4 separate regions of the Mus musculus genome follow, and all the other regions are linked to region 1. Evidence: chromatin loops called from intact Hi-C (ENCODE). Cell type or tissue: left cerebral cortex. All regions are shown on one strand. Region 1 holds the start of Cox7a2l (cytochrome c oxidase subunit 7A2 like). Region 2 holds the start of Eml4 (echinoderm microtubule associated protein like 4). Region 3 overlaps C430042M11Rik (RIKEN cDNA C430042M11 gene). Region 4 holds the start of Kcng3 (potassium voltage-gated channel, subfamily G, member 3).

Region 1 (5,000 bases):
TTTCTCCTTCTAAACAACAAAGCTTACCCTTTGCTTCATCTCCACTAGAAACATCTATAGAAACTAGAGAAACGGTGCAGCAGGTTAAGAGCACTGGCTGCTCTTCGGAGAGGACTCAAGTTTAATCCCCTCTACCCACACAGTGGCTCACAACTGTCTGTAATTCCAGTTCCAGGAGATTTGGAACCTCCTTCTGCAGGCCTAAGCATGCATGAAGCGCACAGGCATGCATGCAAACAAAACACTCATATACATAAAAAATAAAATAAAATATAAAAAGCACATCTACAACCACCACAAAAGAAACTGTGACATTTTTGATGAAACAACTCATACGCTGTAACATGAAGGAACCTCAAAAGTGAAGTTTCTGTGGGGTTTACAGGGGTTCAAAAACAGGCAGAACTATTTATAACTGATAAATGTCAAAACAGGAAGGCAGACAGGGGTTTTAATGCGAGTTTGAGAGACCTTCCTGCAGGTGGTATAATTTATGGTCTGGGTACTAACAAAGGAGTGCGTCACATGGCATAAGTATGCCAAACCTTGCCTAAAGTAACATACCATCTCTATGCACTGAAAATACACTATAGATGATGATACAATGCAATCAGCCATTTACCTACATCGTCTGTCAAGAAATCAGTCAACATACTGGCAGTTCTTTCCTTACAACTCATTACACTGGGTTCCACTGACACCACACTTGCTCACCTCTAACACTGGACTGTTCTTTGAGTGAATTTTCCTCATTTCCTTCCACATTTCTGTAACAGAACGATGGTGTCTCTCTCTCTCTCTCTTTTTATGATCTCTCCAGCAGCAAAGAGCCTACTAGCAGCCATGTCTGTTAAGCACCACATTCATAAAACCTCAGCAGCTACCAGACACAACACAGCACTAGACACTGAACACCTAAACACTCTTGAGACTTTTCCTCCTCAACCTCCCATACGACCCTTCTTGGCCTCCTCTCTCCTGAAAGCACATCTACTCTTGTAATGAAATCATACTTAAACACTGTCCCTTAAGATGGAGTGTCCCATAGGGGTAGAAAAGAGGCAGTAATGACAATCTCTTTTACAGCCCATACAGGTCACTTACTATTCAAGGTTTTTCAGCTTCGTGTCCCACCAAGGCTTCTCGAACTATGCTGAGCAGTGATTCAGTTCAGGAGAATATATAGCATTTATCCAGCACCAACCATCTGCCAGAAAATCTGCTCACTCGACACATCACATTTAACCCAAGTTAATGCTGCCCCGAATTAGAAGGGGCAGTCAAGGTCACTAGATTAAGGCTGCTAAATTCAGTACTAACCCAGTATTAAGTGGAACTCTAAAATACCACATTTTCACAACACTGAGATTGGAGATGGGAACGCCATTGATAGGATCTAACTGGAACCTGGATAATGTCAGATTGCCCAGTAGTCAACGGTCACCGTCTGCCACTTTAAAACTAGCAAAAGCATAAACCTCGTTGGGTGTCACTTCCGATGCTTTCCCCAGTATGTATGTATGTATGTATGTATACACATATATATATTCCCATGCCTTATGAGCGAGCTTCTCAAATCCGCCCTCCCAGTCTTCCATTTGGTAGCTGGGTAAAGCTGCTTTCTGGGCTGTGACAGGGCCAGTAACAAGAGGAAGTCACAAAGGCCACCTCAACCAGAGAGAGCAGAAACCCAAACACAGTTATGTCACCTTCTGCAATCCTTCACAGATTCTACGGGAAATCCACCTTAAACAAGCAACCACCCCAGGGGTCACCTTGACCCCCGCAAGGTATCAGACCTGAGTTCAGTGCCATGCAAACCTCGCCTAGGGTGCAGCACACACCCAGAAACCTCGGCGACCGCTCCAAGCCTGCGTGGTTAAGGACACCAGGGGACACCAGCAAGCCGGACCGGTCGGCCGGCAGAAACCCTTCACGGCTCGAACCTCGCAACTGCCTGCCTCGGGCTGCTGTTCTCCGGCCCAAGGCGACGCGGCAAAAGTGTACCTGCGGGGTGTAGGCTTCCGAAGCCCAAGCTCCAGCCAACTTCTGCGTGAAACTGCTAAACTTGTAGTACATGTTGGCGGAGGCCCGCTTCGCACCGCCGCTGCCTGTGCGACCGCCCTAGAAAAGGACCCGGCTTCCCCTTAGGCCCGCCCAAAGCTCAGCGCAAGGACCTTAATCCAAAATGCGGACTGTCTAGAGAACGCCTGACTTAAAACATAGCCTCCTACGCAACGTCGGGGGGAAAAAACCGCGCTTTCTCAAGACCTAGAAACGAAAACAAACTCTAAAAGACATGGAAAGAGGCTGTGTTCAGGCTTCCCGAAAACTCAGGCTTCTCTGTACCACTCACTTGGATGTGGGCAGTGCCAAGGCGCCTTGACAGGTGCGCAAGCGTCCTGTGGACAAAGAGGGCGGCTGAGAGCGACACAGTCGGTCAGAGCGAGTTCTGGGCGGGGCCTAGAGCGGGGGCGGGCCCAGGACGTGGGTGGGGTCTCGTCAGGCCCAGGTCCCGCCCCATTTCAGGGTTATTAGTATCTGTTGAGGGGTCTTAATGTACCAAGGGTTGTTAGGAATTTCACCTCAGTTATGACAAGAACAGCTCTTTGGAGCCGTGAGTGCATCGCCTGTAAGCAAAATCCTGTCTCAATGCCGGGAAAAGTGACAGGAAAGGAAAGAGAGTGGGAGAGAAGGAGATAGGAGAGAGAAGAGGAAAGGGGAGAAAAGAGAAGAGAGATCAAGGAGGGAGATGGTGAGAGGAAGAAAGGAAAGAAGGGGTAGAGGGGAAGAGGAAAAAGAGGTGAGGGAGAGAGAGGAAAGAGGGAAGAAAAGAGGGAAGGAGGAGAGAAAAGAAAGAGGAAGGGGAGAGAGGGAAGAAAGGAAAGAGAGGGAAGGGAGAAAAGAGGGAAGAAGAGGGAAGGAAAGAGGGGAGAAGGAAAGAGAGAGAGGGGAGAAGAAGAGGGAAGAATCTATAGGCTTTGTGTAGACGTAAACTTAAAGCACCTGTGTGTGCATCTTGCGCTTTTGAGAGTGAGATTTTGTCAGCATTCATTTGGTTGCTCATCTCTTCCTAGGCCCTGTTCTTTGAGATAAACGTATGCAGGGGAGGTGACTGGGAACACTTGTGAAATCTCTACCTTCTGCTTGAATGATGCGCAGTTACAGCTTCCTGGTTATGGTTATACTCTGCCGCACCATGCAGTGTGACTTAAGCTTCCACTCTGAGTCGAATACTGCATAAACAGAGTGTGCCGGCTTCCTAACCTCCAGGAACAAGTTTTTAGTCCTATCATTTAACCAGAGGTTTTTGCACACACATTATAGATTTATGCATACTATATTTTAAATGTAAGTTGGTAATGAATAGCTGATGATGCCAAGCTTAACATAGTATTTTCTCTAAATGCATTGAACCCCCACAACCCGAGAATTGGTACTATGACCATCTCTATTTTACAGCACAGAAGAACGGAGCGACTTGCTGAGGACAGCAATTAGTGGCAGAGTCAGGCACCAGGCTCAAGAGTACAGATAAATAGATATAAATCCAGGGCTGGAGAGAGAGCTCAGCGGTTTTAAGAGCACTGACTGCTCTTCCAAAGGTCCTGAGTTCAAATCCCAGCAGCCACATGGTGGCTCACAACCGTCCAGAATGGGATTGACACCCTCTTCTGGAGGATCTGAAGACAGATACAGTGTACTTACATATAATAAGTAAATAAATCTTTAAAGAATAAGAAGAAAAGACTCAAGGCTGAGCACTCTAGAGCAAGGGTGTGAATTAGCATCCTGCCTTTGTCTTCAGCACCTCAAATACCCTGAACAGCAAAGATTCCAGCAGCTTCTAATGATGAGTAATCCAACCTTACTGTCCACCCAGGCTTAGTTGCTGCAACCAACACCATGACCAAAAAGCAAATTGAGGAGGAAAGGGTTTATGCAGCCTACACTTCCACATTGCCGTTCATCACCAAAGGAAGTCAAGACAGGGAGTCAAGTAGGGCAGGAACCTGGAGGCCAAAGCTGATGCAGAGGCCATGAAGGGGCAGATCTTACAGGCTTGCTTTCTCTGGCCTGCTCAGCCTGCTTTCTTATAGAACACAAGACCAACAGCCCAGGGATGGCACCACCCATAATGGGCTGGGTCTTCCCACATCAATCACTAGTTAAGAAAATGCCCTACAGCCAGAGTTTATGAAGGCATTTTCTCAATTGAGGTTCCCTCCTTTCAGATAACACTAGTTTGTGTGTCAAGTTGACATAAGTCTAGCCAGGGTGATACCTTTACAAAGGCATGGTATGATGTAACACAAAGAAAAGAAATTTAAAAAAATCACAATTTCTGTTTGAGTTCTAGTTTCTCTGCAGCTGAATGATTTAAGCCTGATGATGGCCCTTTGTGAAACCTCATTCCCTCTTCAATGGAGGGGTAGCCATCGTTACCCCGTCTCCTTTACTCACGATCAGAGACTCAACCATTCAGGAGACTATAAAGCTTATGTAAAGTTCATGACCTAAGCTGCTTTGTCCTTTCGGGTCTCAACAGAACTTGGCTATAGACAAGAAGATCAATTAACTTGTGTGACAGTGTGTCTATGCTTGGGCTAGAGAGGGGCACTATTAGGAGGTGTGGCCTTGTTGGAGTAGGTGTGTCACTGTGGATGTGGGCTTTAAGACCCTCATCCTAGTTGCCTGAAAGTGAGTTTTCCACTAGCAGTCTTCAGATGAAGACGTAGAACTCTAAGCTCCTCCTGCACCATGCCTGCCTGGATGCTGCCATGCCCCCACCTTGATGATAATGGACTAAACCTCTGAACCTGTAAGCCAGACCCAATTAAATATTGTCCTTATAAGAGTTGCCTTGATTATGGTATCTGTTTACAGAAGTAAAACCCTAACTAAGACAGCATGGTTACTTAGATCTCAGTTATTCTAAGTCAGTGGTTCTCAACCTCCCTAATGCTGTGACCCTTTAGTACAGTTCCTCGTGCTGTGGT
Region 2 (5,000 bases), 160 kb before region 1:
TTGGTCTCCCTGACTCAGCCTCCAGGGTGCTGAGCTTACAGGAAAACACAGCATGCCCGGCAGCCTGAGCCTGCACTGAGTGTGCCTGCCCTGAGTGTGCCTGCCCTGAGTGTGCCTGCACTGAGTGTGTAAGAAGGCGCATCTTTCCATCACAGCCTTCCTTCCCTTAGTCACGTATTCCACTCCGGCAGGAACTATTGGAATAACTAGATATCTGGGGCAACTAGCTTTCAAAGAGTTGGGGATACATTTGATGTTAGGCTTAGTGAAATATTCCACCCAGACCACGGCCATTTGCATTGAATCAGTGCCAGCTACTTTTGTTTAGCGATAGATTTCGGGAGTGCTCCTGTGGCTCAGCTCACTGACTTGCCTGGCGTCCCAGCATAGAATTTCAGGGCTAGAGGTTAGAACACCATATGGACATACAGCTGGCCCTGGCAGTATGTGAGGAGTGTGGGAGGAGCAAGGGTTGCAACACACAAAGCCAAAGGGGAAGGTCCTTGCAGTCATCAGATAAGTACATTGTAAGTAGAGAATTTGGCCTTCATTGATGGCAAGCCAAAATAGACATTTGTCTCCTGTCAAGAACATACTCAGTAACGCAGTGCTGTAGAATTTTAAATGTATAATACTTGTGTTTTTCTTTTTAAAATGTGAATCATATGAAATTAATCAGAATGCCTCTAGCAATTATATATAATGTATAGCATATATGTAATATATACATATATGTAATATATACATATATAATATACACGCATATATACATATAATATATACACATATGTAATATATACATATACACACATATATACATATATGTAATATATACGTATGTATACCTATATGTGATATATACATATATAATATATACATATATATACTATATATATGGCTTTACTATAAGTAGGAAATCAAGTTCTACTTCAATTATTGAAAACTTAAAAATTGGTTCACCATGCTAGAAGAAAACCTGACTTACTATTCTCTTCTTTTAGTTAAACATTTTTTAAAAAGCCAATGTCAGGTTTTCATTTGTTGTGCTTGTGCATGCGTGTGCCAGAGGTCAGCCTCAGGTACAGTTCCTCATGAGCTGTTTATGAGATAGGACCTCTCTGTGGAGGCTGGCTGGCCAGGATGCCCTGGCGTTCAGTTTGTCTCTGCCTTCCCAGATCTGGGATTGTAAGTGTACATCAGTACACTTTCCCTGCTTCTGTGGGAAGCACATTACTGACTGTCATCTCTCAGCCTTGCTGTGTCCTGTTTACAACACTGACCTCCTAGGTTTGCTGTGATGTTTCCTTAAGTTTTTAAGTTAGATTTTGTTTGTTGGCTGTTTCCAGAGCTGGGGATCAAACCCAGTGCCTCCTATTTACTAAGCACAATTGGTCACCGAGGTACACTCCCAGGCCCTTAGGAAAGAAGTTTAAAAAGGCATCAAAGGGGAGAGGTATCCTTCAAGGATGTTTAACAATCCTTTCAACCATTTAATTCTGTCAATTCTTTTCATGGCAGTTGTTGTTCCCCATTTCTTCTCTCCTTACTTCAATTTGTTCCTTGTAACCTACAACTCTATTAACAGACATTCTTATTTTTTTCCTAACCCAGCTACTTTAAAAGGTATATCTAATTTAGTCTCTGAGACACCTTACAGTTTTTTGTTACTCTAATCTGCACATCGACCTAGAAGGGACCTAAACTATTCAAATGTCTTTGTAAGGAAAGAGGATAAAATCAGAGGGTTGAGAGCTGGAGAGATATAGCTCAGCGGTTAAGAGCCCTGACTGCTCTTCCAGAGGTCCTGAGTTCAATTCCCCGCAACCACATGGTGACTCACAACCATCTGTAACCGGGTGACAGTGTACCCATATAAATTTAAAAAAAATCTTTAAAAAATAAAATAATAATAATAAAAGATTAGAGGGTTGAAGAAGATGGGATGAGTTTTGGTTGTGCTTGTGCATGCGTGTGCCAGAGGTCAGCCTCAGGTACAGTCTAGCACTTGAATTTGCAAATAAATTAAAGCAAGGCCTAAATTTAGTTAGGTGACTTCATAGATTTGAGCCTAGAACTAAGGTTTATTTAAAAACTAATAGTCTGTGCTATAGTTTCCTGATAGGCTATCCGGTGGCTTTGTGCCCTGATGGGAAGAACAAAAGGAGAGTAAGCCAAGCCAGTCTTTTACGTGCACTTTCCTCATAAGACTTGGGTAAGACGAACTCTTTTCATCCAGCATTAACATTGTTTGCTTGTGCTCTGTCCTAGAACCTGCGGTTGTGGCAGACATGGCCTCAGGCTGGTCAAAAAGTCTTGTCTCTACCTAGAATTCTCACTGACTAGAGGAGAGGGGAACCCCAAGAAGGGGAATCTTTCCTCTCACTCGTTAGCCTCCTCGTTACCTCCCTTCAAAAGAACTCTAGAACTGTGCTCCGCGGGCTTCCCAGAGGGAAAGAATCCCACAGTGCAGGTCAGCTTTCTAGCAGCAGGACACCCACGAGCCCCGTCCACTCAGACCCAGTTTCGGGCTGGAGAATCCTGGTGGCGAAACCGGGCCAGGAACACAAGAGCAGCCAATAGCCTCCTAACTCTCAAGAGTTCTCTGCGGCTGCGGAGGCAGGGCAGAGAGGGAGGGGCGTGTCGCGGGAAGCCCCGCCCCGTTCCGTCACGTGGGGCGGGATCGGAAGCGTGACGGCGTGCGCGGGGGCGGAGCCGTGGCTGCGCGCGGGCGCGGGGGCGGGGCGCGGCGCGGCGCGGCGCGGCGCTCACGGCTGCGGCTTAGGAGAGAGAGAGAGAGAGGGAGAGAGGCCGGGCAGGCGGCGGGCGGCGCGGCTCTCAACCTGATTGACCGACTGACCCTCGGGGCTGACGGGCTGACCGGCGGACGGCGGCGGCGGGAGTCGGAAGCCGCGCCGGGCGACGCTGAGAACCGGCGGGTCAGGTCCCGCGGCCGCCGCACGGTCGGGGCGCTGAATGAAGCGCCCGCCCCGCTGAGCCCCGAGCCCGGCGCGGTCCCCGCAAGATGGACGGTTTCGCCGGCAGCCTCGGTGAGTCCGGCCGCGGGCTCGCGCCCCTCGTACGTAACCCGGGACCCCGGCTTCCTGCGCGCGCGCGCGCCGCGGGCCCTGCTCCCCGGGCTGCCCCTGCGGGTGGCCGCCGCTCCCGGCACATGGTCCCCGCGAGGCTGCAGCCCCGCCGCCGCCTCCGGGACGGGCGGCCCCTCCCCCCATGCAGCCCTCGCCTCCAGACCCTCCCTTCTTCCCAGAGCCCCCTTCAGTGCGGGGGCCCTCCTTCCCCTCAACGACCCTCCAGCCGCTGCTACGTCCCTCCCGGTACACTTAGCACCTTCTTCTGACCCCCCCACCCCGTTAAAGTCAGGGCACCCCTTCATCAAATACAGACTCTCCCTCAGAGTACATCTCTCCACTTAAACGGAATGATAGGCAAGATTGGGGCAGCCTTTCCGGAGGGAGTAGGAATCCCCAGTCCCACTTCTGGATTGGAGTCACCCCTTTCAGTCTTTATATTTGAAGATTTATTAAGTAGCCCTCAGTAACTGACAGCTTCCCTCCACTTCCCTGAACGTTTTGCAGTGGTGGAGAGCATTATCATCTACTCAATACAGGGAAGGAAGAGGCGCATCTGTGTTGGGGGACCCTCTTTAAGAGTGAAAGCAGAAGTATGCTCTCCATGCGTGCTGGAGAGAAGTAATCCTGCCCAATGAACCCATAAGAGGGGGCCTCAATCGGAAAAGAAAGGATTCTCCATTTTTGGAATATGCTGTCTTTGTGGAATGGAGAGAAAGGGATAGGGTATCCTGTTGGCTGAAGTGTTTTCTCAGTGTTCCATTTAACCAGAGTACAGGTGCTAAATGTTGTGACTGACTTGAGGAACAGAACTCCAGGGTAACCAGTACCTGTGTCTGGAATGGCTATTCTTTGAGGCCACTGGAATCCAGTTACTGTAGAGATTTCAGTGTTACGGTGAGAGAAACGATTCTGTTTTTGCTGATACTGCGGTTATGTGATACCAGCGACTGGGTTTGATTTGTATATTTGACTAGTTTATGTGGTAGTAGCGTGTATAGTCGGATGCTTTTCTTTTTCCATTTCGTGATAATAAATCTCTAGTTAGTTAATGTTCACTGATCAGCAAACCATCTGGCACTAAGCCATATTTTAATCTGCCCACACAAGATTGGGATTAGATGGATTTTTTTTTTAAAGTAAAGTTAAAAAGTAAACAGAAGAGCATCAGGCTCTTACAGTTGTTAAATAGTAAAGGCACAATTTTGGTCTTGACTTTCTTGAGGGGAAAAAAAAATCATTGTTGTTATACAGCTTTGAGAATGGAAATCCTAAAATAGGAGCAATGCATTGTGGTTCTTTTCTCTCCAAAGACACCTGTTGTCCATTATCTAACCTTTGATGTTTTGTAATTCCTTACATAGTGAAGTTACTTCCTTCTCGGCCTCCTTTTAGCCAGGCATTAACTCTTAATTTGTTCTTTTTTGGTTTTGTGACTGGGTTCATTTCCCCAGTTCATACTGGCTAGTAGACTGGCCTGCGTGTCTGCTAACATGCAGATTGGGTATCTTTGGGGGGCTGTGATAATCTCTGTATGTAATGTGATCTTTACTCTTGTGCTTGTGCTGAGGAATTCTGGAGGGCTTTAAAAGTGCCTTTTTCACCAATTGAAACACTTAAGTTAATTTTGAAAGTGTATATGCCTTGTTAAACAAGTTTATGCGTAACTAATCCAGTAGAGACAACAGAAAGAGTTGCAATCAGGAAAACAAATCCCATTTTTATGTTGTGTTAAAGAGACATAATGACGTTAAACATTCATTTCACACCATCTTTTGTGATCGGAACATTGAATTGCCATCTTTTGAGTGGTAAAGGAAGGGGATGGTTTTTGTCTCCTTTCTGGAGTTGCCTTCGCTGAAGAGACTTTGTAACAGGAGTTGTGCTTTCTCTTTCTGTGGCTTTCTATGAGTA
Region 3 (5,000 bases), 340 kb after region 1:
TACAGCTTGTTCTAAAAGAAGACAGGAGCAGTCTGTCTTCTAGGCAGTTAGGAGGAGGGCCTCAAAGTCCTCCCCAACCCCACTGACACACTTCCTCCAACAAGGCCACACCTCCTAATAGTGCCACTCCCCAGGCCAAGCACATTCAAACCCACCCCAGAGCCTGCCAGACTAGAGGCTCCTCAGCCAAGGTTGCCCTGGGGCAGGAAACGTAGGAGGAAGAGGGGAAGGCAAGGACCACCTACCCTCCAGGACTCACAATTCTTGGGAGAACTGAAAGGGAGTGAACTACAGAAGTCAGTGCGAGGGAGAAGAAATGGTCTCAGGCCTTTGAGCCCAGAATACAGACTACAGAATAGAAGAATTCCTAGTGGCTCCCTCGTGGCTCTCATGGCCACCCTCGCTTGTCTGCAGCCTGACAGAGTCTCTTCTTCTCAGAATTAAAAGCTCTGCTGGTGTAAGCCAAACTTGGACAGGCTCTCAGCAAGCATCTCACGCACCTGGCAGGGGCCTTCTTGTGTCCTCTCCACCACCCTTGCCCCTTTCTACAGCTTTATCTTTTTGATTATTCACTTGGCATGTTTCAGCTAAGTATTTATTGAAGCATTTCCTTCCAGAACATTGTTTGGTACCTAAATAACTCAAACCTTCTTTATGTTTCCCATCTCCCCGTAGTCAAATGGGTGTAAACAAAACCCAGGCAATGCAGGGACCTATGACCTATGTGTCAGGCTTGTTTCAGGTGCTGTTAAATGGGGAGGAAGGGGGAGGAGTTAAGAAGGTAAGGAGAAGGCAATCGAAGTCACACCAAGGGGAGGGGCTGCTTGCAAACCAGCAGATGTTCTGACACTTCCTACAGAGGACAGAGTGGTAGTTACCCTGTATTTTAATTGATGCAATCAAACGACGTGAGGCTGTACATAGAATTTGAGGACATGAACACTCTAGATTCAAACTAAGATATATTTGTATAATCACTGTGAGAGATGCCCTCTACTTTGGACTATGTGATAAAACACTGTTCTAGGGTACCACGGGCAAGCCTCATTATTCAGATGACTTCAGTGTTAAGAAAATACAGTTCCCCTCTTACCCATGTGTTCTGCCATTGATCAGTCCCCGATTGACTGGGGCCTTCCAGATATTGATCCTTGGTCCTTCCAGACTGTACCTGTTTGTATTTAGCTGCTTTGCCTATTGCTGGAACAAAAAGGGGTTAATTTTGGCTCCCAGTTTGAGGGGGAAGTCATGGCGACGGGAGTTTGAGGCAGCCCATTGTATGGTATCAACGGGCAGGAGGCAAGCTGGATGCTGACCAGTGCTGATGTTCAGCTCCCAGTCGCCTTCTTACTCAGCCTGAAAGGCAGGCAGCTCACAGACTATCGCCACCCACAGTTAGTGTGGGCCTCCCCAGCTCAATTAACTAGCAACTCCCTCACAGATGTGTCAGGAAGCTCGTTTCCATGGTGATTGTAAATCCCATCAAGTTAATAATCAAGATCAAACATCAGGCTGCTCCCAGGTGCCACCTCTTTCCTCCGTATACAGGAGCTTATTTGTGCCATGGAATCAGAGGAAAACAGCATCTACTCAGGGCTCCGATCCCATCAAGGCCTTCCCACTGCTGGTGCGGTCCTGCTCTACCCCCCTGGATTGGGCGGTGCATGAAGACCTTTAGATGCCTCTAAGTTTGGCTGAACATGGCTGTTGATAACAAGCTGATCCCTTAGTCCCTCAATAGATTGAGCTAGTGTGTCAGCAGCTCAGACCTGTTGGTCTGTCCGTCTGTCGGTCTCCCTCCCTCTCTCTCTCTCTACCTCCTTTCATACATTCATTAAGTATTTAAGAACAAATAGATTTCTATGAATAAAAGAAATGCTTCATGGGCTCTACTGGTGAATGGGAGTGGGTTGGGGGTGGGGGGAGGGACACAGGCCACGCCCACAGTCTTCTACAGTACTCTCACAGCACAGTCCAGTTCTGTAATCCTAAGTGTGGGGGGTATTTCTCCCACTAGCACACAGGCAATCAGACTACAGCAGTGCCTGGGGTGGGGTGGGGGCGGCGGGGGACATCGTCATTCTGACCCTTCTGCATGGCTATAGCATTAGACCCCACAGGATGAGAACTCAGTCCCATGAGACTGTCCCCGACTTCAGACCAGCTGCTAAGAAGGAATTTTGGTTTCTTCCTTTCCTTTCTTTCTTTTCAGGTGTGTTCTGTTTGGTTTTAACTTTTCTTTCCTTTTTATCTATTCTTCTCTCACACAGTAGATGGAGACCGCAGTTTTCCTTCACTCCACTCCTCCCAGTCCCCACCACCGCCTTCCCTCTTCCCCAGCTCCACTGCTCCTGTTTCCCTTCAGGAAAGGGCGGGCCTCCCAGGGATATCAACTGAACACGGCTTAACAAGATGCAATAAGACCAGACACAAATCCGCCTATCAAGTCTGGACAAGGCAGCCGAGGAAAAGGGTCCCAGGGGCAGGCAAAAAGCACCCAACTTTCACTGATACAAGTCCACAAACTCCCAAGCTAACCAGCAGAACATATGAGCAGAGGGCCCTGCACAGACTCATGCAGGCTCCATGATCGCTGTTTCAGTCTCTGTGAGCCCCTACGAGCCCTGCTTAGTTGATTCTGCGGACCATCTTCTTCTGGTGTCCTTAACCCCCTCTGACCTCCAATCAACAACTTGGGATTTCGGAGGCTGGTTCTTGGAAGATTTGTAGTTGCTGAGCGTCTCCACTGGCACGCTGCTGCCCCCTTGTGCAGAAACCTGAGATAGCATCCTTGAGGATGAGAGGTTGAACTGCAGGCTGTGGCCAGAGGCCTGCTGTATAAGTCTGCTTAGATGCCCCAGTGGAAGATGTCTGAATGTAGTTCAAATCACTGCCCTTATGCAAGCGAAATGGCTACAACTGCAGGTCACTGAATTGGGGGTGGCGTGTCACACTCCAGTTAACCGAGACTACAGGCATAAGGGTTCCCATAGCCGTTTAGTGTTGTTCTGTTTTAAGTGTACTGAAATAGACCTGAGACATGAGCACAACGGAACATGTGAGTGGCACCATTTCGACTTCAGAGCCCAGCACGTAGGCCCCCACAGCTGCCAAAGAACTAGTCCACTGAAGATCTAGTCTGGACTGTCAGGATCTGGGGAAGTCCCTAAATGTCCTAACCTTGCCTTTTGGCTTCTATAGTTCTACTTTCACTAACTGTTCTTGCTAAGTGAAGTGTGTCAACCAGGATGTGATGTCTGTGCATAAAGGGCAAGAACAGAGCATCTTGGGCTGCATGATTTGAGTTAGTTCCCCTGCAGTCACTGGCTGGCAATCCTTCTACCGTGCTTTAAGAGTATCTGTGTGGGCTGGATCTAGGCCTCCCTGAACATATGTAGCAGATGTGCAACTTGGTTTTCATGTGGGTCCTGAACAACTGGAACGGGCGATGTCCCAAAAGCTGTTGCCTGTTCATGGGATATGCTCTTCTGCTGGGCTGCCTTGTCTGGCCTCAGTGGGAGAGGTTGTGCCAAACCCCACAGAGACTTGATGTGCCTGGGTGAGGGGGATACCCAGGGGGTCCCCACTAGCTCAGAGGAGGAGGGGGTGAGAGGATGGGGAAAAGGATTGTGGGAGGGGATGACCAGGAGGGTGGCAGTGAACAAGATGGAAAATTAATTTTAAAAAACAGACTCTCTGTGTATTCTCTGGTGGAATTACCTCTGAACAATATCTCTCATGAATGGTACATAGCTGAAGTTTAAACAAATCTGGTCTGACAAGTCTGGTATTTAGTAGCTGGGTCCGCACATTTCATATTTAATCATTGATATAATTGTGTTGAGGAAAGGAAGAATTCCTTAGTCCTATCATAGGAAGTAGAGTTTAGTTGAACAAAGAAAACAATACAACAATGACACTGCTCCAAGAACAGAACAGGTTCTAAGAACGGCAGCCAGCGCTGAATTCTGAAGGTGTCTGCAGAGCAAGAGAACTGACACATACACACAGGACTTAATAGTTAGCTGCTCAGTCCATTTCAGGGTCTCCAGGAGCCAATGATTCGCAGATCCTGCCTTTGAACTTTCCCGACATTTGCTTGGTGTACTGAGCAGATGCTGGACTCCACTCCGAGTCCGTGGTCTTCTGCAGATATTGCTGGTGGCACCTATGCTAACGTCTTGTTTTGGGTTTTCCATTGACTAGACTCAGCTGGTTTTTCTATTGATGCTATGACACAAAATTAGTGGTGTCAAAATAATGCTAGTAAGCCAAACCTGGTGGCAACAGACTATAGCTACTGGAGGCTGAGACAGGAGAGAAAATTCAAAGCTATTTGTGCTGAAGAGGAAGCCCAAGGGCCTGAGCAACTATGGGAGACTATCTCTCAGAAAAAGAAGAAGAAGAAGAAGAAGAAGAAGAAGAAGAAGAAGAAGAAGAAGAAGAAGAAGAAGAAGAAGAAGAAGAAGAAGAAGAAGAAGAAGAAGAAGGTTAAGAAGAAGGTGTATTCGTCACGGTTCTCTAGAGCAGAACTTATAGAATGAATCTCTCTCCCCCCTCTCTGTCTATCTACTTTTCTCTATCTATCTATCTATCTATCTATCTATCTATCTATCTATCTATCTATCTATCTCATATATATACATATATATATGGAGAGAGAGAGAGAGAGAGAGAGAGGCTGTTGTCCAGCTAATCAAACAACAATTGACCATGAACATAAAGCCCAAGAATCCAGTGGTTGCTTGGTCCACAAGGCTGGATGTCTCAGCTGATCTCCTGTATCTGCCGGAATCCCGCAGAAGTAGGCGGCGCTAACGCCAGTGAAGGGATGGATGTGCTCGAGAGGCGAGGGTGAGCAGGCAAAGAACGAAAGCTTCCTATGTCGTCCTCTTCCATAGACTTCCAGCAGAGGGTGTGGCCCAGGTTAAAGGTATGTCTTCCCACCTCAAGATCCAGATCTCACCTCAAAGCTGGTCTAGAAGTAGATTCATCCACTA
Region 4 (5,000 bases), 120 kb after region 1:
AGGGTAGTGGCCTACACAAAGAAATCTGTCTTGAGAAAGGAAAAAAAGCAAAAAAACAAAGACTCAAAAACAAGATGGTGGTGTCGGGAGTTCACCTGTCTTCAAGGGCTTTTCCTCCATGTCACAGTGTTTTGAGAAAATGCCCTCGAGGACATGAAATGACATATAAATAGTACAAAGCAGCAATCCCTCAAGTTCGGGAGGAAACATCTCATTTACTAGGGCAGCCCACAAAGACTGAGGACAGGACCTGAGCTGTGCGTGAATGATCCATTTCATTAGGTTAGGGACGCACAGTGAGGGGCACAGAGGTGACAAAGGAACAAGAGAGCAGGGCGTGGAGAGCCCGCAAGTGGTTCTGAGTGCTCCCAGCTCCTCCAAGTCCACCGGGCTAGTCACGAGGGGGAGGGGGGGTATCTTTAAGATGCTCTGGAGGAATTTCAATTCTCCCTAGTATAGACCACAGTTGTTACTTAGTATCTATTTTCACAAGCACGGAGCAAGACAACTCAGATCCTGCCCAAAGCCTTTCAGCTCTTGCTTTTGCAAGGCTGGGGAATCCAACCTAAGGGCTTTTGCCCGAGTGCTTTTATTACTGAGCTAACATTCCCAGCCCGATTTTTTTTCTTTGTGGGGGGGGTTACAGGGTCTCACTATGACATAGCTTGGGACTCACTATGTAACAGGCTCCATCTTTTGACCCTCGGGCATTGAGCCTGAGTTAGCAGAATGACAGGTGTGAGCCTCCATGCCCATTCATCTTTCCTGTGCCCCATCTCCTCCCTCTGCCATCTCGGGACACACACTTAACACACTCGACTTCCTATAGCTAAGCTTCTCAGTACAAATGATACAAAGCGGCCAGTAGGTAGCCTCGGCTGCAAAACAGAGTATTCACATCCTTAGACTATGCTTTCCAGCTCACGCTACCACCGTTCTCACTCCCTAAACACAACATACAAGTTTCATGCCTGTGCCCACGCTGTTCCTTTTAGTGGAAGACTCTCCTATTTTGCTCTTCAGCAAGACACAGGATTGTGCAGGTTGCATAAACCCGTTTATGTAAGTGACACCCCCTGCCAGTGTTTGGACAGTGCACAGACTTCTAAGGATGCCGGCTTCCATCCTCCATGACCCTTGAAGGCTTTCTTGGAATAATTCAACTCCTGAAGACCAACTGTGCCTCTGAGTCCTACATCAACTTTTCTTTTCTTTCTTTCTTTCTTTTTTTTTTTTTGGTTTTAGAGCTTTATTGTAGAAAGGCAGAGAACAAGAGGGAAGGTAGAAAGAGAGAGGCCATGGTCACGTAGAGAGATGGGGGGAAGGGAAAGAAAGAGGGCTAGAGAGTAAGAAAGCTGAGAGCTTATGAGCTTAACTTTTCTTTATGAGAAAAAGTTACAGTGTTTGGAACAATGGACGCTCAGGAAAGACACTTTAGAAACTGTGATGAGATGGATCAAGATTGTGAGCTGAGGCTGGGAAGTAAATAGCAAGTCACTTACTTGCCTGGCGGGCTAGGGTTCCCATCAACCTCAGGTCTACAAGGGGGTGGAGGGAATTCTTACTCAAATCTCAAAAGGATGTAGACTCGTGTCAGTGGCCACAGGCTGGCAGGAACTGAGCGACTATGAAACGCCAGCTGCCATGTCTCTGTTACAGGAGGCCAGCGAGGGGCTTCTTGTGCAACGTGTGACATCCTTAATATTCCGCCATGCCATGGTTTATCTGGGATTACAGATACGGGCTTTCTTATACCTACTCATAGAAAGAAGCTTAAAACCGGGCCATTAAGCCAAGAAAAACATGCATATGCCTGAAATATCCGGGTATCTAGGAAACAGGTTGACTTGAATAATTATATACATACTTAGGATACATATACACAAACGGAGCCTTACTCTATCTTCTTCACTTCCTCTGCAGCCTCTGTTTTATCTGTCTCCTCCCTTCTGGGCTTCTTCAGTTTCTCTTTCTATCTAAATTAGCGTTCACCCTAATGCTCTACTCTAACCCTCTTTCTCCCCAATCCCCCTCCCTCCTTCAGAAAGGCTGTCACTCTCTTGGCTCCCCTTAATCAACTCCCTCACAGTCTAAACCTATCAGTCAGGGCTGCTGTAGCCTTGGCTAATGAGCTCCGTCCATCACTAACCTTCAAAGTCTACAGTTACTGACGAGTCCTTTCAAAGCCGGTCACTCGAGGCTCATTTTTCTATGATGCTTTCAAAAAAAAAATATTATCAAGGCCACTTTATTTATAAAGGAAAGTTAATTCATCGTATCAAGGAAGTACCAAGGAATCGATCCCTCTCTGTGAAGTGGAGACCCGACCCAACACACAAAACAGGACGTTCCTAAGTTTCTTCTTTTCAAAGCACAGGTCTTGGATTTCATGCCAAGATGGGATGCTGGCAATGGGCTCTGTGCTTCCAGTCCACGGTAGTTACTGTTAGGATTCATACAGAGAGGAAGGGATGCACTGCTGCTGGGTCTGCACTTACCACAGTCCCTAGCACACACAGGCCCATCGGGAAAGGATTACAGGACACGGTCTTGACTTGAAAGTGAAGGGGGAAAAAAATTAGGGCAGAAAATGAATGGGTGAAGGCTCCTAGAAGAGTTATCAAACAAAGGGTGAAAGAGAATATACAGTTTGGGTTTTATGCCCAAAATGGCTGTCTGCTCGGAAAGTCCAACTTTAGTCTGCTTATTCCTCCCACCAAATATGCAAAATAAACTCACTTGTTCTAAAAACAGGAGAGTGCTATCACCATTAAGAGATAAGCATGAGCTCAGGAAAGATTAAAGTGTTTTCTTTTCATCCTAGTAAAGTGGGGGGAGGCGGGAAGACACTTCAATGACCGAATCCTGTTTCTGGGTTTGGGGAAGTTTCGCTTTTTCTTCTCTCCCAAGGTAATAGCTGTTTTTGTTTTCTTCTCCACACTGAAGACCCTCTGAATGAAACTCCAAATCCTTAATGCCACACAGAGGAGAGGAATTTGCTAGGTCCACACTTGCTCGGAAAGGAGAGAGGAAAAAGGGCACAGGCACCCATTATTCAGAGTCTATCACTAAATTAGCCTCCTTTATAATACGGATTCCATCCCAGCACACATTACGCCGGGAGCAGGGTGTGCAGAATGTGTGGGCACTGAAGCAGACCACATTTCACCGAAATGAGACTTCATCTTTTCAAACACCACCAGTACTGGCACATATTTCAAAGAGCTCTTAGCTCAAACTGAATCATCGTGCAAATTATTGCGTGTTAGCAATAAAAGTTTGGAAAATCTAATTAGCAGGTTGCTATTTGGTCAGAACTAAAACACAAAGCCTGGAGGTTTTACTCTAAAAGGTGAGACCCAAGCACAACCACAGGCTGCGCCTGTGAAAAGGGGGCGGGGTTGGGGACCCATAGATTCCTCACACCCCTCGGCTGGAGCGCCAGGGACCTCCTGGGGCAGGAAAAAAGCCTAGCTGAGCTGCCAGGCAGACAGGACGGAGACCGGACGGACGGACGGCACGGATAGACGGGACTGGACGGACTGGACGGGCAAAAAAAGCAGTGCGTCCTACCCGGAGGGTTCCCTCCCAGGGCTGGCGGAGTACCTGCTCCGGTCATCCAGACTGCGGTTGTCAGCAACCGCCGCACGCCAGTCGGGCAGCGTGCTGGCGCACAGCACCACCATGGACACGATCACGAACACCACGGACACGCTGGCCAGGATCTGCGCGGCCAGCGACGACGTGGGCTCCTCGAAGGTCCGCCGCATGCGCTCCAGCCAGCGCCGGGAGGGGGCCGCCTCGGGTCCGGCGGGACGAGGCTGCTCGCGGCCCAGCTCGTCTGCCGCGTGAAAGGTGTGGGTGTCGGACATGCGGTCGTCTAGGCGGCGCTGGCAGCAGTACTCCAGGTGCGCACCCTCCAGGCCCCAGTAGATCATCTCGTTGTAGAAGGAGAGCTCGCACATCCGCGGCGCGAAGCGCAGCTTCCCGTGGCCGCGCACGTACAGCAGGATGAAGCCGAAGGCCTCCGAGTGTCGGTCGAAGAAGTACTCGTTGCGCTCCCGGTCGTAGTCGTCGCACACTTCGAGCACGTCGCGCTCCGAGCGGCAGCCGTGCAGCCGGCTCACGCGGCGCAGCGGGAAGTCCTTGAGCAGCTCCCGGGACAGCGAGTACCGGGCGCCGCCCACGTTCAGCACCACCGAGGCCGCCCCGCCGCGCCCGAAGGTCATGGCTGGCCGCCCCGGGGGCCTGCCCGCCGCGCGCACGGGGAGGCCGCGCCGTCGGGGCCCGAGCTCCCCCGGGGCTCGCGCCCCGCACCGCCCGCGTCCCCCGCGGTGTCAGTGCCGCCGCCCCTCGCTCCCGGGTTCGCCCTCCCGAATCCGGGTGGCTGGCCGCAGCTCCAGGTGGCGCCGGTCTCCCAGAGGGCGAACGTTAGCCGAGGCACCGTGGGCAGGTCTGCCCGGTCCCCGGCGCACGCAGCCCCGCCGCCGTCCAGAGGCGAAAGGCAAAGTGAGCCGGCTCCGGCGGCGAGGAGCGGGCTCCGGGAGGCGGGGGCGGGGCCTCCCTCGCCGTCCTCCTCCTCGCCCGCCGGCTCCGCGCGCTCCGCTCCCTCCGCGCGCACCTCCTTGCCCGCCCGCGCCCGCACCTCCCGGCTCGCTCCGGCTGGGATTCCCCGGCGCCCCGCCCCGGACCTCGGGCTCCCCGCCTCGTGACGCCGTGCGCCCCCGCCCGCAGTGGCCGGGAGGGGTGCGCAGGGCGTGATGCGAGCTGCGGGGAGCCCCGGGGCCATCCGGATGATGGACACACCTCCCCCAGGCTCCTTTAAAGAGTCCCCCGAAGGGAGGAGACAGGAGGGAAGGAGGGGTGCTGAGGTGAGGACCAAGGTGCGAGGTTTGAAGTAGGGAGCAGACGGCGTCTGGATGAGCCTTTGCCAGAGACTGTTGGAAACCCTGGTCGGCTTCTAAGGCCGCCCCAAAGGATTTCTCAAAGCAGGCAACCCA

The links. Peaks named below come from ENCODE experiments on the same cell type or tissue, not always from the same donor. Only the 100,000 strongest peaks of a DNase experiment are listed, where the experiment ranks them.
Region 2: it touches region 1 in a loop (3-fold over the local background); 7 of 42 quality-filtered maps call a loop at or near these places.
Region 3: it touches region 1 in a loop (2.5-fold over the local background); 2 of 42 quality-filtered maps call a loop at or near these places.
Region 4: it touches region 1 in a loop (5-fold over the local background); 3 of 42 quality-filtered maps call a loop at or near these places.

Annotation. Positions count from the first base shown.
Region 1 is chr17:83,512,197-83,517,196 of GRCm38, forward strand. It overlaps Cox7a2l (cytochrome c oxidase subunit 7A2 like), which reads right to left and starts at 2,137. Exons shown (of 3, transcript NM_009187.3): 1 at 2,008-2,137. The coding sequence starts at 2,079. In left cerebral cortex, a CTCF peak has its summit at 2,411; DNase peaks (open chromatin) are centred at 1,246, 1,421, 2,183, 2,383 and 1 more place; H3K4me3 peaks cover 2,965 bases; H3K27ac peaks cover 2,234 bases.
Region 2 is chr17:83,348,193-83,353,192 of GRCm38, forward strand. It overlaps Eml4 (echinoderm microtubule associated protein like 4), which reads left to right and starts at 2,749. Exons shown (of 23, transcript NM_001379374.1): 1 at 2,749-3,047. The coding sequence starts at 3,023. In left cerebral cortex, a CTCF peak has its summit at 2,539; DNase peaks (open chromatin) are centred at 2,644 and 3,680; H3K4me3 peaks cover 2,794 bases; H3K27ac peaks cover 1,270 bases.
Region 3 is chr17:83,847,881-83,852,880 of GRCm38, forward strand. C430042M11Rik (RIKEN cDNA C430042M11 gene) reads right to left here. Exons shown (of 2, transcript NR_155491.1): 2 at 3,792-5,000. It also overlaps a transcript of Haao not described here. Among named protein-coding and RNA genes, the nearest start is that of Haao, 3.6 kb to the left of the region's middle. In left cerebral cortex, a CTCF peak has its summit at 2,766 (motif pointing left); DNase peaks (open chromatin) are centred at 1,413 and 2,769.
Region 4 is chr17:83,627,390-83,632,389 of GRCm38, forward strand. Kcng3 (potassium voltage-gated channel, subfamily G, member 3) reads right to left here and starts at 4,506. Exons shown (of 2, transcript NM_153512.1): 1 at 3,574-4,506. The coding sequence starts at 4,229. In left cerebral cortex, no CTCF peak of the experiment used is centred here; DNase peaks (open chromatin) are centred at 1,059, 1,887, 2,722, 3,119 and 2 more places; H3K4me3 peaks cover 2,986 bases; H3K27ac peaks cover 262 bases.